Linked DNA regions of Mus musculus: region 1 is linked to region 2. A link is a loop called in an ENCODE intact Hi-C map of the cell type or tissue named here. Cell type or tissue: left cerebral cortex. All regions are shown on one strand.

Region 1 (8,000 bases), 180 kb after region 2:
ACCTGACACTTCAACTCAAAAGAGCAGCATAAGGGCAGGGGATTCACACTGTTACTCATTCCCCTGGCAAAGGGCAATGGGGAAGAGAAGCAGCGACTGGATTTGGGGAAGCAGAAGTCACAGGAGGAGTTCCTGGGGCAGAAGTGGCCAAGCAGGTGACTTAGGTAACTCTGCATAGAAGCCTAGTTCCTCTCCACAGGGTGAGCAGCAACTAGGGTGGGGGTTGGGGGAAGGGGGTAGAGGCTATCTTTTGGGTCTCTGTGTGGTTCTGAGTAGGACTCTTTGCCTAAACAAGAGGAGTCTCCCATCCATTGCTCCACATTTCCTGTTGAAAAGCAACACACACACATACACACTTTCTTCAAAAACAAAAAGCAAACCGACAAACAAAGAAGTAGATATTTGCATTTGTAAACTGTTCAAATAGAAAACCCAAAACTATGTACAAAGAAATGGTCTTGGTTGTGACAGGCTTGCTGACATCAAAGGTCCGTGAGACATGGTACTTTGATTGCTACTGTGTGTTCGTATGCTGTAAAACAGAAAATTGAAAGACAAAGTTGAAAAAACAGTCTTAAACCTGCATTTACAACAACACCGGAAATATCCAGTTAGCTGTGTGTAAATCCAATAATGCCTTTGTAGAACCCTTGTCAGAAAAAAAAGGAAAGAAAGAAAAGAGAAGAAAAGCCAAATATAGCCAGGTCTGATGGTGCACACTTGCAAGCCCCGCCCTCAGAGGCAGAGGCAGGAATAGTAGCAGTGGGAGCCCAGGTTGGGTACACAGAGAGCCCTGTCTCAAATAAACAGAGATGGGCATAAAGAAGAGATGGAAGAAGAAGAAAGAGGGGAAGGAAAAATAAAGAGAAGAGAAGGAGGGAGGGAGGGAGGGAGAAGAATTGACATTAAGAAAGACAAGAGGGGGCTGGAGAGAACCCTCAACAACTAAGAGAGCATCCTACTCTTACAGAGGACGGGAGTTTGGCTCCCAACACCCTTGTTATGAATGAAGCTCACAGCTGTTGCAGGATTTTCCCTGTCCAATCACATTAGGGCAGTGGGAGGCTTGTGATTGGACAGAAGACGGGAGGTGGAGCGAGGAGTTGAGGAGACAGAGAGAGAGAGGTCTGAGGAGAGGGAGAACCAAAATGGAGGCTGACATGATGTTATCAAATGGTTAGAATAATTGGGTTAAAGCTTTACCATTATCATTTAGCTCTGAAATTATTGTATTGGCATTTTGTAAATTGTGTTATTAATGACACATAAATCTGATTGACTAATTAAGCATTAAGAGTCTTGATTCTACCAGGTAATTAGGTATTGAGATGGCTAACCAGGGCTGTGTGGGGCATTGTGTGAAAGTGAGAGGAACTCGGGGGCCCATCTGAGAGATGGCCCAGTGCGAGCCGTGTGGCAGGGCTGGTGAGTTGGTGGCAGAGAGACTGAGCGAGCGAGATCACCTGGCACAGGGGCTAGCTCTAGAGAGTTGTTGGTGGCAACAGGAGCGCAGGAGCATGGCCTGGCCCCACTGAGAGTTGGCGGGTTCATTTTTTAATATTTCTTGAAACACACAGCAACCTGTAACTTCAGCTCCAGGATATCTGATGCCCTCTACTGGCCTCTGTGGGCACTGCACTCAGGTGCACATACACAGAAGCACACATAAAAGTAAAAATCAAAACTGAGTCTCTAAAAATTATGTTTTCAAAAAGTGTTTCAATTCAACTTCATGCATTGTGGTGGTCTGAGTGACTATAGCTCCCATAAGCGCACATTTTTGAGTGCCTTATCCCCAGTTGGGGAAGGTGTTTGGGAAGGATTAAGAGGTGTGGCCTTGGAGGAGGTGTGTTAGCTTTGGGTGGGGTGGACTTCAAGGTTTCAGAATCCCAGGCCACTCCAAGTTAGCTCTCCCTGCCCCACCTCTGCCCCCTGCTTGTGAACCAGGTGTGAGCTCCCATCCACTGCTATGGTGCTAAGCCATTTTGCCTGCTGCTATCGTCCCTGAAACTGTAAGCCCCAATAAACTCTGCTACAAGTTTGCCTTGGTCATGATGCTTTGTCGTGGCAATTGCAAAGTAATTAAGACGTGCATTCACCATTTCTTCTATCTGGCTTGTCTTAAGACTCAGATGAAATGAGACAGGGTGGCACACACCTGCAATCTTAGCATTTGGGAGAGTAAACAGGGAAATTTTAAGTTCAAAATCAGCCTAGGTGTCAGGCATGGTAGCATATACCTTTAATCCCAGCACTCTGGAGGCAGAGGCAGATTGATCTCTGAGGTCAAAGCCTGCCTGGTCTACAAAATGAATTTCAAGACAGCCAGGGCTACACAGAGAAACCCTGTCTTGGGGGGGGGGGGGGAATCTAAGAAAGAAAATATTCAGATGAGTTTTTTAAGACATTTTAATTTGACATGCATGAGTGTTTTGCCTGTGTGTATATGCAGCATGGGGTGGGTATTTCTCTCTCTCTCTCTCTCTCACTCTCTCTCTCTCTCTCTCTCTCTCTCTCTCTCTCTCTGTGTGTGTGTGTGTGTGTGTGTGTGTGTGTGTGTTGCTCATGGAGGCCAGAGAGAGTTCAGATTCCAGGAACTGGAGTTACAAACAGTTGTGAGGGGCTGGGGACCAAACCTGGGTGCTCTGCAAAAGCAGCCATCTCTCCAGCCCCTCCGGTAGATTTTTAAGTCCCCTGCTACAGTCTGATAGGAGGCAATGTCAGCTTAGATGTGTAATTTCCTTTCCGTTGTTCTATTTCCTACAAACATTCTTTGCCCTCAATGAAAGCATATGCAGTCGCTAAAATACTGGTAACATTCTACCCAGAGAAACGTTACCTTAGCGTTAAATATCCTCATTTAATTTCTGTTGCTGTAATAAACACCATAATCAAAAGCAAGCTGGGGAGGAAAGGGCTTATATGGTTTCCATATCCTGTTTCCGGTTTATCTTTGAGAAAAGTCAAGGCAGGAACTGAAGTAAGGCGTGAGCGGAACGCTGCTTCCTACCTACCCACGATTCACTCGCTTTGTCTTTTCAGAAACCCACGCCCACCTTCTCAGGGGTGGCACCGCCCACAGTGGGCTGTGCCCTTCCACATCAACCATTAATCAAGAAAATGGCCCACAAATTTGTCCACCGGTCAATTTGATGGATACATTTTCTCAATTGAGGGTCCTATTCCCTGTGTCAAAGTTAACACAAAACTAACCTGTACACCAAGCAAGATTTGAACTCTTGTTTTGCTTGTCTTCTCTTTTCCGGGTCTCCCCCCCCCCCAACACTTTAAATTTGATATTAGGATCGCTCTTTTAATAAGGACTAAGAAGTACCTAATTGTGTCAGGCTGAGTCGTGAGAGCACATGTCTTTGGCGCCACCTAGTGGACAAATGTGTAGTGGCTACCCAGTGAGAAAATCCACAGGTTTGGAAGTGTGGAGAGCTTGGTTATTTTATTATCCTGAATCCAAGGTATGAAGTTGAAAACAGCAACAGCTAAAGGAGATTCCAAAGAAAACCAGCCACCGTTTTCTAATCTCCACAGAGAGTGGAAGTTAGCCACCGTTAGAATCTTTGCCTCTATAGCAAGCGGATGGAATCTAGTGCCAGCAGAGCATTAAGTGTGAGCTGTCTCCCAGATAAACGCCTGCAGTCACCTACTCAGCCTGACACACCCAGTCTCCAGCATTTACTTAAAGGATAGCTTTGCCTGTGTGCTGACATCCCTGTATCACTAAAGTCCTAATTTACCAAATTTTCACTGTGGCCACAGAATTCCTTGGGTTTTTCAGCTTCTATTTTATTAACAAAAAACATTCCCTCTCAGATCAAAGGAATAAGAGATTTTGTTTTTCTGAACCTAATATAAGTAGATGGCCACAGTCCAGGGACAACGGCTCAGTTTGCCCTGTGGCAGGAAGACAGTTAAATAAGCGTTTTGATAGGAAGTCATAAATCAAGCCACCCGCCAAATACATTAGTAGGGATGTCAGGGCAAGTGGGTTACAGCAAAACAAGAAGTCTTTCTCTGCTGTAGATTTCAGGTACTATCTTATGGCACTCTGAGTTTGGGGATCAGTGGAAACCAGCAGTTTGCTAAGTTAATATACTCAAAATATTTTTCCCCTCATAGTTGAAAGGGTTATGATTGACAGCTTTAACCATCAACTTTACATGACTCACAATAACTTGGGAAGGGACTCTCAATGAAGGATTTTACACTGGGTTGGCCTGTGGGCATGTTTGTGAGGGGTTGTCTGAAGTTAATTGATATGGGAAGACCCAGCCCACTGTGGGTGGCACCATTCCCTAGGCAGGCATCCTGAAGCTCGTAAGAGCAGAGATGGTGAGCTTACCATAAGCAGGCAACACGCATACATTCCTTTCTCTCTGCTCTTGACTGAAGGTGTGAAGTGACCAGCTATTTCAGATTGCCACCTTACCTCCCCACAATGATAGACGTCACCTGGAATTGTCAAAACCTTCCTCCTATTTTTTGAGGGGGATGATCAGGGTATTTTTCCATCAACAGAAATGATTCTAGTTCAGGATGTCACATCAGCTTCAGAGGTGGACTCCAAATGACTTTAAGAATACTAAAGAAAGTGACTGATAAATAAATCTGACTTTAGAGCTTCAACTCCACAGCTCTCCACAATCAGGGAGTTCTAATCAGTAGGTCAACCTTACAGAGACTTGGACAATGGTGTGATTTCTTTTCTAGGAATATTCAAGAAATGATCTCTCATTCCACTGAGTCTGAGGCTGCCCAGAAACATCCACAAAAGGAGAGTTTAAATTTCCATTTAAAAATCATTAACAAGTTGTAGCCTGTAGGTGTCAGCAAAGACTGACAATGGGCAGGAAACCTGGCTGACCAGCGGGTGCAAAGCGGGTGTTCAGGGTTGATTCTGCCTTGTGTCTCTTTTTCCTGAGTGTGTGTGTGTCTGTCTGTCTGTCTGTCTGTTTCTCTCTGACTCTATCTCTCTCTTTCTGTATGTGTCTGTTTCTATGTCTCTCTGTGTCTCTCTCTCTTCTCTCTTTCTCTGCTGCCTCTGTCTCTGTTTGTCTCTGTGTGTGTCTGTCTATCTCTCCTGTCTCTTTCTGTGTGTGTGAGAGAGAGAGAGAGAGATGTGTCTGTCTGTCTGTCTGTCTTTCCCTCTGTGTCTGTCTGTCTATCTCTCCTATTTCTCTGTGTGTGTCTGTCTGTCTGTCTCTCTGTCTGTCTGTCTTTCTCTCTGTGTGTGTCTGTCTGTCTCTATGTCTCTCTGTGTCCCTCTCTTTCTTTCTTTCTGTGTGTGTGTGTGTGTGTATGTGTGTGTGCCTATCTATCTCTCTGTCTCTCCATCTCTGTCTCTCTCTCTGTCTCTGTGTGTGTGTGTGTGTGTGCATGTGTGTGTGTGTGTGTGTGTGTGTGTGTGTGTGTGTGTGTGTGCATGTAGCTATAACATGATCCCCAAATACACCCCGGATAGTCCTTGATGGATTTTTATTCTCTTTACTAACCAGGTTAAGAATTCCAGGGTTGTCCTTATTTCTAAAAGTTTGTTTTTATTTTTGATAAAATTAGCTGCTCCATCATATGTAGGCATGTGTTGTTTTCTATTTTATTTGTGTTTTTAACAATTATTTATTCACTGGGAGGGAGCAGTGCACACATACCACAGTGAGTATGGAAATCAGAGAACAACTTGCAGGAGCTCTTTCTGGGGTCAGCCCTGGGTCTGTAACTTAGCGGCAAGTACCTGCTGAGCTGTCTCACCAGCCCTGGGGGCATTTCTTTATTTGTTTTGTTGTTGTTTGTTTTGTGTGCTAAAATTATACTTACCAGGTGGCTGATAGCTAATGACATTACAAACATATATCTTCACATAATTTATGCCATGTTTATCTTTTATTTATTTGTTCATAAATATTCACACTGGTTTTCTAACACACTGGTCTGTGATGTGAAGGGTCTCACTGTGGGGAACGCACAAATGCTAGCCAGGGAAGGGATGTTAGAATTTCTACTTACATACATCTGGCAACAGTGCCAGGAAGGGCTGGCTATCTTTACAGTCTGACAGAGATGGGGCTGAGCAGGCAGAAAAGCAGCTGAGAGAGGGGCTGGGGGGAGGGAGAGGGAGACAGACACACAGACAGACTTGAGTGGGGGTCAGTTGGTAGACTGCTTTGCTAGTGTGCATGAAGCTCTGGGTTTGATCTCCAGATGTGGTGGAGGATTCATTGCTCAGGGCTATCCTTGTCACCTAGAGACCTCAAGGGTAGACCCATAAGGGTCTCACTATGTAGCCCTGGCTGTCCTGGAACTCCATATGTAGACTAGCTGACCTCAGGCTCACAGAGGTCTTCCTGCTTCTGCCTCCCCATGCTAGGATTAAAAGCATTTGCCCCCAACTACCCTAGCTTTAGAGTGTAGTCCTTTATAGCTCTCTCTGTCCAGTCCCTTTGTTTGTTATAGCTACCTCTGCCTTTTACTATGGCTCCTTGTAAACATTTTATTGGTGTATTTATGCTAGCACATGCATGCTATGGCAGGTGACTAGATGCCAGAGGACTGTTTGTAGAGTTGGTCTCTCCTTCCACCCTGAGGTCCTGGGGTTGGACCTCAGGTTATCAGGCTTGGGGTCAAATGCCGGTTCTCACTTCGTCATCTTCCTGGCCTTATGAACTGTTTTTTTTTTTTTTTTTTTTTTTTATTTATTATATGTAAGTACACTGTAGCTGTCTTCAGACACACCAGAAGAGGGAGTCAGATCTCGTTAGGGATGGTTGTGAGCCACCATGTGGTTGCTGGGATTTGAACTCTGGACCTTTGGAAGAACAGTCGGGTGCTCTTACCCACTGAGCCATCTCACCAGCCCATGAACTGTTTTTAAAACGTGCACTTTAGTCTTGTATATACACCCTGAGATCTTTTGGATCTAATAATGGGATTTGGCCAGTTTTGGTGAGTCCACCAGGGATGTTGCTGTCATGACAGACATTGATTGTTTTTGTACAATTTGGGTAAAAAGAGTCTACCCAGAATAGTAGGGCTTCACCAACAACCCTCAAATAGTGCTACTCAATAGTTACTCCATGGAAGACAATGTCTGACCTTGTCCTCAAGTTCCAGAGCCTTTAGCTCCAGTGATAGAGAGTGGGTTACCTTAACACTATTGACATCAATAGGAACAATGTGATCCAATAGACTAGACATCGTTAATAATGGGATTTTCCTAGTGGGAATTATTAGTTTTGGTTCTAGGAGTTTTAGTCAAGTTACCCTCTGTGATGATTTGTATATTCTTGGACCAGGGGGTGGCACCATTTGGAGGTGTGGCATGGTTGGAGTAGGTGTGTCACTGTGGGTGTGGGCTTAAGACTCTCGCCCCAGTTGCCTGGAAGTCAGTCTTCCACTAGCAGCCTTTGGATGAAGACGTAAAACTCTAAGCTCTTTCCCTCGCCATGACAGCCTGGATGCTGCCATGCTCCCACCTTGATGATAATTGACTGAACCTCTGAACCTGTAAGCCAGCCCCAATTAAATGTTGTTTTTATAAGACTTGCCTGGGTCATGGTGTCTGTTCACAGCAGTAAAACCCTAACTAAGACACCCTCCCTGAGGACTCCCTGGGGTAGCTTCAAAATAGGTCTCTGTCCGTCTAAAATCTGGAGACGTTTTAAGCCAAATTATCCTGGACAGTAGGAGAGACCTTTGAAGAGATGGTGAGAGGTCGAGTATTTTCAAGCATAAAGACTTGGTTTGGATAAAGTAGGAGGTTTGCGTTAGCAACAGAACTGTGGTCAACAGCAGGACGGAACACTCCAGGCCTCAAGATCGGAATCTTTACCACATAAGAAAATATACCACAAGGATGCTTACCTTGTAAAAGCCTTTTAACATTAAGAAAAAAAAAATCCAAGATACATATGAGCCAGGAGTGATGGCATAGACCTTTAGTTCCTACACTAGGGCTAGCCTGGTCTACAGAGCACCAAAAAGTGTTTGCC
Region 2 (8,000 bases):
CAGAGGTGGGAACACTACGTTCTGAATTTGAGAGTCCTCATTCATGGGCCATGAGCTGCACAAGAGTGAAAAGGTAGGGTGAGATGAACAGGCACTCACAAGAGCAGAGCAGCCATGACATCACATGAACAGAGAAGTCATGACATCACAGGAGCAGAGCACCTGTGACAGCCCAGGAATTCTTGGCCAATCTGGCTTTCATAGAAAGACCTTTCAGCAGAGATTTACCACTTGAAGTCCCTTAAAGTTAAGGAGAGCTAAAAGTCTAAAGAAATCAGTAGTTGGGGCAGGGAGAGGGGAAGAGGAAGGGAAGAGAAGGGATATAGAGAGGGAGGAGAGAGAGAGAGAGGAAGGGAAAATAGGAAACGGTGGAGAGGAAGCAGCAGTGTGTTGTGCGAGTGTGAGGTCAGTGATACTCGACACTTCCAGATGTTTAAGTTTCAGACTGGGCAGTTCTTAGCCCTGGCCATCAGTCTGTCACCCACAGAACTCTTTGCATGGTCAGTGTAAGTGCTTCTGCTTGGATGGGGATGGGGGGTATCCTGGACTTCAGGAGCCCAGGGTCCACACAGCTCTGAGGGAAGAAGGTGTCCCAGTGGAAGGGCATCCTGAGACAGGAGACCACAGGAACCACACAGCTCTGAGAGGAAGCCTCCTCAGCAGAGGCATTGCAGCTCCCAGGGGAGGGTCTCCCCAGCTGAGCTCAGGAGCTCAGGAGCCTCAGGCCATCAAATTCTCTTCGCTTTTCTCTTCATTGCTTCTTTTCTTCTTGGCTTTTTCCGATGGGAGTCACACCAGGTAAACAATCTCATGAATGAGATTTATTGGAGGATCCAGGGTATGGAGGGCTGAATCCAGGGATGACTGCCCGCTGCTCTGGGAGTGAACTGGTCAGAGAACTGGGCAAAAGGGCAGTGCTTATATAGGGTTTCTGAGGGGGCGGTGCTTTTCAGGACAGAAATCTCCAGAGAGAAGATTGGTGGGATTTCAAGTCCTGAGCTTGGGGGGGGGGGGAGTTTTCACCCCACTCCCTTTCCCCTGCATCAGATTCATGGGTTAAGGTGAAAAATTCTTCCCGGCTGCAGCTGGCGTTTGCTGAGGCGCCATCTTTGTGGGTCTGTTGGGGAGGGTATGGGACTGGAAGGGAGCTGCCACTGTGGACAGATCCTGCGGATCAGCTCCTTCCGTGTTTCACTGAGGCTGTAGGCTGAGGCAGGAAAGGTGCCACCACTGTGGACAGCTCCTGAGGATCAGCCCCTACTGAGGCAGGAAAGGAGATGCACCGCCATGGACAGCTCCCATGAGGGCTGCAGGCTGAGGAGATGTTGTGGAGCCACCAATTTAATAGGAGCCGATGGCTCCTGTGCATCATTTTACCGCCGTGGTCCTAGGCTGGGGCAGGGAAGGAGAGGCCTGCCTGCTGCCACTTTGAGGGTTTTCATGGTGCTCTGCTCGGGGACTACGGTCTGTTCCATCACGGTCCTAAAATCCAAAAAGATTCTGACAAACCAGATCCTCTGAATGTTTAATTTTTCACTTAAAATCTTAATTTACTTTCAAATTGATTTTATGAGAATTTACAAGTCTGAATCACTCACCAGTTATTGTTTTCTGAAAGTGATAAAATTGATTTTGCCGCAGATACAAACAAGGAGCTACATGTGGGGAATCAAGAGGAACACAGGGTTTGTGCCAATTCTTTACACTCTCCAGGATCACAGAGAACTAGACTCCAAACCAATGCTTAATTTCTGTTCCTAAAAACATGAACTCATGCTCAGCTGCTTGTAATTTTCAGACACACCATCCTGTGAGATAAGAGCCTTCAGGAGCTCTGGGCGCTTGACTTGTCCAGTCAGGGTCAGTCAGGCTATTTGTCCTCTTCCACTGATGCTGAAACTTCCAGCCTAAACCAGGAGCTTCAGGTTGAATATTGTCTAACGGGAATCAGTCAATCCCCTCTTTCAAAGCTGATTGCTGCGGCCCTGTGTGAAGAAGATGCTCTCCCAGAGGAAGAAAGCAGGGAGGTGCGACCTTCAACATTTCAGATGTTTAGGTTCATGTCACTCTGGGAATAAGAGGAGCATCCTAGTGTTGAGAAAAAAATAAAAATAAAGCTTACTGGGCACTACTAGTCCCAGCCTTTGTATCCTTGAAACCCACCTATTGGGTCCCACCTATTGGGTCCCTTCCCCTTGTGGCTCCATCTCTGCGAAATGCAACCCAATGGTGAAGTTCCACGAATGACCAGTAGATGGCGGAATTGACAAGACAAGATGCTAGTGTTTCAAGGTGGCACAATTTGGATAAGGTCTGAAGAGCTGCTCTCCAAAGCCTCACTAATATTGCTCAATCCATCATTCAATCAAATTAACTTTTTTTTATATAGCATACTCAATTCAGCGCCTGGGTATGGGGGAAGAAGAAAAAAAAATTAGCTGCTGTCACCAACTATGTCAACTCTCCTAAGGACCCCAGAGGATAGAGCAACAGGGAGAGGCTCTTTGTTAACCTTAAAGCTGCTGTCATGTTTCCTTTCCCGGCTCTATTAAAGCACACCTCAAAAAGTGGTCAACTCTTCTCTCAGAGTTAGCTGAAATGTTACCAGTAGATAGATAACTCAGGTGTGAATATTCCAGCCGTCCAACGGCTTCAGTGGAGGAGTTACTGAATTAACCAAGTAATTCAGTAACGAGGTAGGACGCAAAACCAACCAACAGCTGAAACCAATAGCTTTCCCACACACCATCAACAGATTTCCTAAGGAGGAAATTGTGAAAGGAGCTCAATAGCCACAATTCTCTGCAAACTTAAATACGCACACACACACACACACACACACACACACACACACACACACACACACAAATGTACCGATTAAAAAGAAGAGGAAACCAGGTTTGCTGGTGCCCTGTAATTGTGCCTCAGCCAGATGGAAATCACAAGTTCAAAGTTGACAAGGGCTTCGGAGAAAGTCCTAAGCCAGCCTAGATGAGATCCCTGTCTCAGAATTACACAATTTTACACTGGGCTTATCATTCAATAGTGGGGCATTTCCCTGGTGTGAGATGAGGCCCTAAATTTAATTCCTAATATTCAAATAATTAAATGAAATGAAAAGAAAAAGAAACTGAAGAAGAGACAGAAAGGAAAACACTTTCCACATTCACTGTTTGGAAGAACGAATATTGTCAAAATGTTGTTCTATTATAGGGAATTTAGTGGCTCAGTGTCGTCTCTGTTAGAACAACAATGGCATTCTTCACAGAGCTATAGAAATCAATCCTAAAATTTACACAGAAAAATGAAAGACCTCCACAGTCATGGCAATCTAGAGCAAAAGAACAGATGGGGATATGATACTGAGCAGCTCAGCATTCGGGGGAGAGGGAGAAGGGAAGCTAAAATGGAAGAACTTGGATCAAACAAACGTAAAATGCACTGAAGCCCCAGAACTGATCTGGGTCCAGTGTGGATGCACTCATGGTCACGGAGCTGTGGGAGAATGAAGTCAGATGACCGGTAAAGAATATGGATATAGATGATAGTCATGTTCGTATAATTCAGTAATCTTTAGAATACTCCCATTTGCCTCTGAGGCTCAGTTCTCCCACCCTGAACACACAGTTTTGAGTGTGGATACAAGCTGTGTGGTTTGGGTGGCAGAGAGAAAATGGACCTGTGTCATGTGGTGAGCAAGCTGTCACAGGCTTGAACATTGGCAAGCAGGCATTGGTGACGTCCTCAGCAGATGATGTTCCCTTGTGTCCTGTGGGCTTTGATGAAACTATGACATCAGCGGGACTTCCCAGAGGCCACTGACCACTTTAGATTAAAAGTCGACCCTGACCAGTGCTCTGCCAGCCTTAAGCTATACTTCTTGTAACATATTCAATTCTGTTTTCTGGAGGACCCATGACAGTAGCTCACCACGGTTTAATGTCACCAAGGATACATTATTCAGGTGGCTTCAGAAATCCCCTCAGACACACAGGAAGCTATACTTTGGGAGAACAGGAAACCACGAACAGTGTGCCAGAGACTTCTCCCCATCACAGAGAAGGGGAACTGAAAGTCATTCTCTGAAGTCTAGTTTAATAATTTCATGAGCAGAACCAATCAGCAGACAGGAACTCGGCAGCATCATAAGTTGCTAAGTAGCACTGTGTATTTAGAGGTACCTTAAACTTACCATACACTTGCCAAGAGCATGGCATTAAGAAGCTAGCAAAAGATAGGTGCAAAAATTGTGTTGGCTTGATTTGGCTCTGAAAAAGGAGGCCAGCATGCACCACAGAATTGTTGCATCAGCCTCTTGACCCCGGGATGATCCTGTTAGTGATCTGGGGGTTGATATCAGATGCCTTACTTAGCCCCTGGCATGATCGGACCATCAGCAGTCAGGAGGATGACGGCCCTCTTTGTTGTGTTACTATGTTGAAGATTCACCAAGGCACTAATTCAGCCCCAGGTGGGAAACCTAGCTGCTTGGCGGCTTCTCTTTGGCTTTTAGCCCTTTCTGTCTGTAAGCAAATATTTTTCGGTGTATTATACAGTGTTTCCAGAAACAAGACATGTAAAACCTCCTAATTTTCAGGAACATCTATGGAGAATCTCAAAATACACTTTTGGTTCAAGCCTTTAATCCTTATTAAGACAGGAGGAGAGCTTCCACTGCCCGTTGACCTAGGCTAAGGGTGTGCCCAAGCTATTCTTTAGTAGTGGCCTCCACATCCAAGCCCAGATTCACCTTCAGGTCACAATCTGGCTAGAGATCCTCTCTAGGCCATGACAAATATAGGAGGACCCCATACAGCCCATGGTTTCTAGTGATCGCTACCCATCTTCCAGAGGTGCCCCAACTCTCTCTGGTCTTTGGAGCTTTGGGACTCAGTTTATTTTCCAATGCCATCAGAAAACAATATTTTCCAGTGGCCCTGGAACCTTGGGCTGAACTGACCATGTTGGTGTCTAGCCCACTGCAAAAGGAGATGCATCCAGCAATAAGGAGATCCCTGAATGACATTCTGTTACCAGAATCCGGCATTCTCCATCACCTGCTTGTTCCGTTTCTCTTTAGATAATTCAATGTCCCTTGAAAGCAGTCTTCCCAGCCTTCACACTCAGAGGTACAAATAGTTCAGGGGGAAAAATCTTTCTACTGAAGTAAAATGACTCAGACTTAGTTGAGCAAACAAATAAAGGCACATGCTGCTGAGAGCTGCTGTCTCTCCAGAGGTCAGACATTTGGGGCTATGGGAAAGTAGCTTTCAGTAGGCACCAACCAGTTTCATTCCTGGGTTTTATTTTTTTTTTCTTTCTGGAACATTGGGAAAATTAATAATTGGAAACCTCACACTATTTTGTGGAGATCAAGTGAGCTAATGTATGAGAGGCTCTCAGTGCTGTTCTCGTCTGAGTATCCTGTTCACACCAGTCCTGTTGTATTTAAACATGGACACCATATTTAAGATCACGAGAAAGAAATGACATCATCCCACTCCAAATCTACCCAAGAGGTAGGGCAGGCACACTGATATGAAGTGCACTTAGTTGACTGATTCTTGGGGCAGTTGTAGCTGTGCCAGCCCCTTCCTGTGACACAGCAGATGCTACAAGAACTGTGGTCACCACTACCGAGTTCTAGTTACCAGAGAGCAGAGAGACTTAAGTGGAGGTTGGAATCATCTCCAGAGCAAATATTTTGTGCTGATGTGAGAAAGGGTTCTGCATCCTGAGCATCCCTGTCGACAACCAAGGAAGGAAGACAAACAGAAAGGAAATGAGAAGAGTAGGGAAGCCAGCTCCAGTCACACAAGAGCAAGTCTGGGCTTCTACTGCCCAAGAAGGTCTTAGCGAGGCAGATGCTCTTCCTGTGCAGCAGAGCCAGAGGAAGAAGGAATATAGAAGATACGTTTGTGCATAAAGACAATCATAAAATAAATCCCTTGACTAAACATTAAAATCGGTCACCTTATTCCTAAAGACAACACAGAAGCCCTCATCTCATCGTCCTTGTTGTTGGTTATCCTCCCTGTCAATCATAACAGACCATGTCCCACAAAAGTAGTCCTAGTCGAAGTAGTGGTTAGATAAAGGTCTAGTTTCAAGGTCAACCCAGCTATGCCCCTTCTCAAAGACGTAGTCTTGGGACGAGGATAAGCGATCCAGAGCATTTCAAGGCCTCAGTGTCAATCTCGGGTGCCTTGGGCACCACGTATGTCTCTAAGGGCTACTGGTTAAAGGAATTTGTAACCAGAAATTGTCAGCAGAGTTTGTTAGGTTTGGTGAGGGTACTGCAAGTTCTTGTCTCAAACCTATCCTGATAGAATGGGACTCAGCAGAGGTATGACAGGAAACTCCCTTATTAAGTAGACAGTAGTGATATGCTCAGTTAACAGGGTGAGTGTCACAATTGTAATCAGTTCCCAAGTTCCCAAAGGATCCTTTCAAATAACACTTCTCTACTCGGAGAGTACAGTGCCAGGATAAAAAGAAGCCCCTGTGTGCTGACCCAAGCTATTTAATCCCTGCACAACAGGGAACAAGGGATGCTTTTTTCTGATGCACTGTAGCCAAATTTCGAAAGTCATGAAGTCATTAAATACCCACTCAAATATGTTTTCTGAATCAACCTGCCACTCCAAGGCCAAAGGGACAGTGTAGGAGAGGGAACAGAAAGAACATGTGAGCCAGAGGATGGGGGTAGGGGGACGACGCCATGAGAGATACTGTCTTCCAGACATGACATGACATTGAACACATGACTGAACTTGCAGTGGCTGCAGATATATGCACAAGACCTTCCCAGGCCAGCTAAGCGATGTAGCATGGATGGGGTAGGAGCTCTTGAGAGACTGTTTACAGTTGAAGGCTGCCGATGGAGAGTATGTGTTTCAGGGGGTGGCCACTGGTTGGTGGCTCATGCTGGAGTGCACATATGGACAACAGTTGACTTGGTGCTAATAAAGAAGGCTATGTTGAAGGCTGTGTCTTGCAGTCCCATCCATTCATGTTCTAACACAAACATCTCCCTTCTTTCTCACCTGCCTGCTTTGCTCAGTATGAATGTCCATCACCCAGACCCTGTTTCTTCCCTAACTCCCATTCTATGCTCTTCCATCCCGATTGTCCCAGTCACCGTCCATCCCTGCCCACCCAAATGCCTGTGGGTTCTTCATCATCTTCTTCTTCCATCTCCCTCCCTAATCCCCTTTCCTTTCTTTTCAGAGGAACACACCATCATCCAGGCGGAGTTCTATCTTTTACCAGACAAACGTGGAGAGTTTATGTTTGACTTTGACGGCGATGAGATTTTCCATGTAGACATTGAAAAGTCAGAGACCATCTGGAGACTTGAAGAATTTGCAAAGTTTGCCAGCTTTGAGGCTCAGGGTGCACTGGCTAATATAGCTGTGGACAAAGCTAACCTGGATGTCATGAAAGAGCGTTCCAACAACACTCCAGATGCCAACGGTACCTGCCTCTCCTCCCTATCCCCTCCTCCCAGATGTGGGAACGCAGCTGTAAATAGATACTTTGGCGAATTCTATAAGGGTGTAAGGAGGTCTTGCTTGCCCTTCTAAGACCTAAGTTTGCTCAGCACAGCAAATCTAATTCTCAGGCCACAGGCCCAGGGATTTTAGAAGTTTGTTCCTTTTTTTTTTTTTTTTTTTTTTTTTTGTAGTCTTGGTTTATTCATCAATTAACATTTATGAAAGCACTGACTTGAGTCTATACAGTGGGAGTGAGAAACTGGGATGGGGGCTTGGGTGGAATCGCGTGAGTGGTTGGATACCTCATACCTCAATACTGGCTCCAAAATGTCAGATCTGGGACTAGGGTCACATGACTGACTCCTCAGGGAGCCGTTTCAGAGTCCTAGGTAGCATTGTACCACAAGACAGCATGGGCAGAGCAGAAGCTGAAGGAATGAAAGCTAATTTATGCCATGTCTCCCACAGTGGCCCCAGAGGTGACTGTACTCTCCAGAAGCCCTG

What was found. Hi-C counts contacts between places; a loop is a spot of excess contacts. Peaks named below come from ENCODE experiments on the same cell type or tissue, not always from the same donor. Only the 100,000 strongest peaks of a DNase experiment are listed, where the experiment ranks them.
Region 1: a loop joins it to region 2, with 5 times the contacts of the local background. A loop is called at or near these places in 9 of 42 quality-filtered maps.

The regions. Positions count from the first base shown.
Region 1 is chr17:34,166,344-34,174,343 of GRCm38, reverse strand. No RefSeq gene overlaps it. Among named protein-coding and RNA genes, the nearest start is that of Psmb9, 17 kb to the left of the region's middle. In left cerebral cortex, CTCF peaks have their summits at 1,650 (motif pointing left), 3,202, 3,404 (motif pointing left) and 4,840 (motif pointing right); DNase peaks (open chromatin) are centred at 3,393 and 4,853.
Region 2 is chr17:34,343,874-34,351,873 of GRCm38, reverse strand. It overlaps the pseudogene H2-Ea. Among named protein-coding and RNA genes, the nearest start is that of Btnl2, 6.9 kb to the left of the region's middle. In left cerebral cortex, a CTCF peak has its summit at 2,251 (motif pointing right); DNase peaks (open chromatin) are centred at 2,250 and 4,127.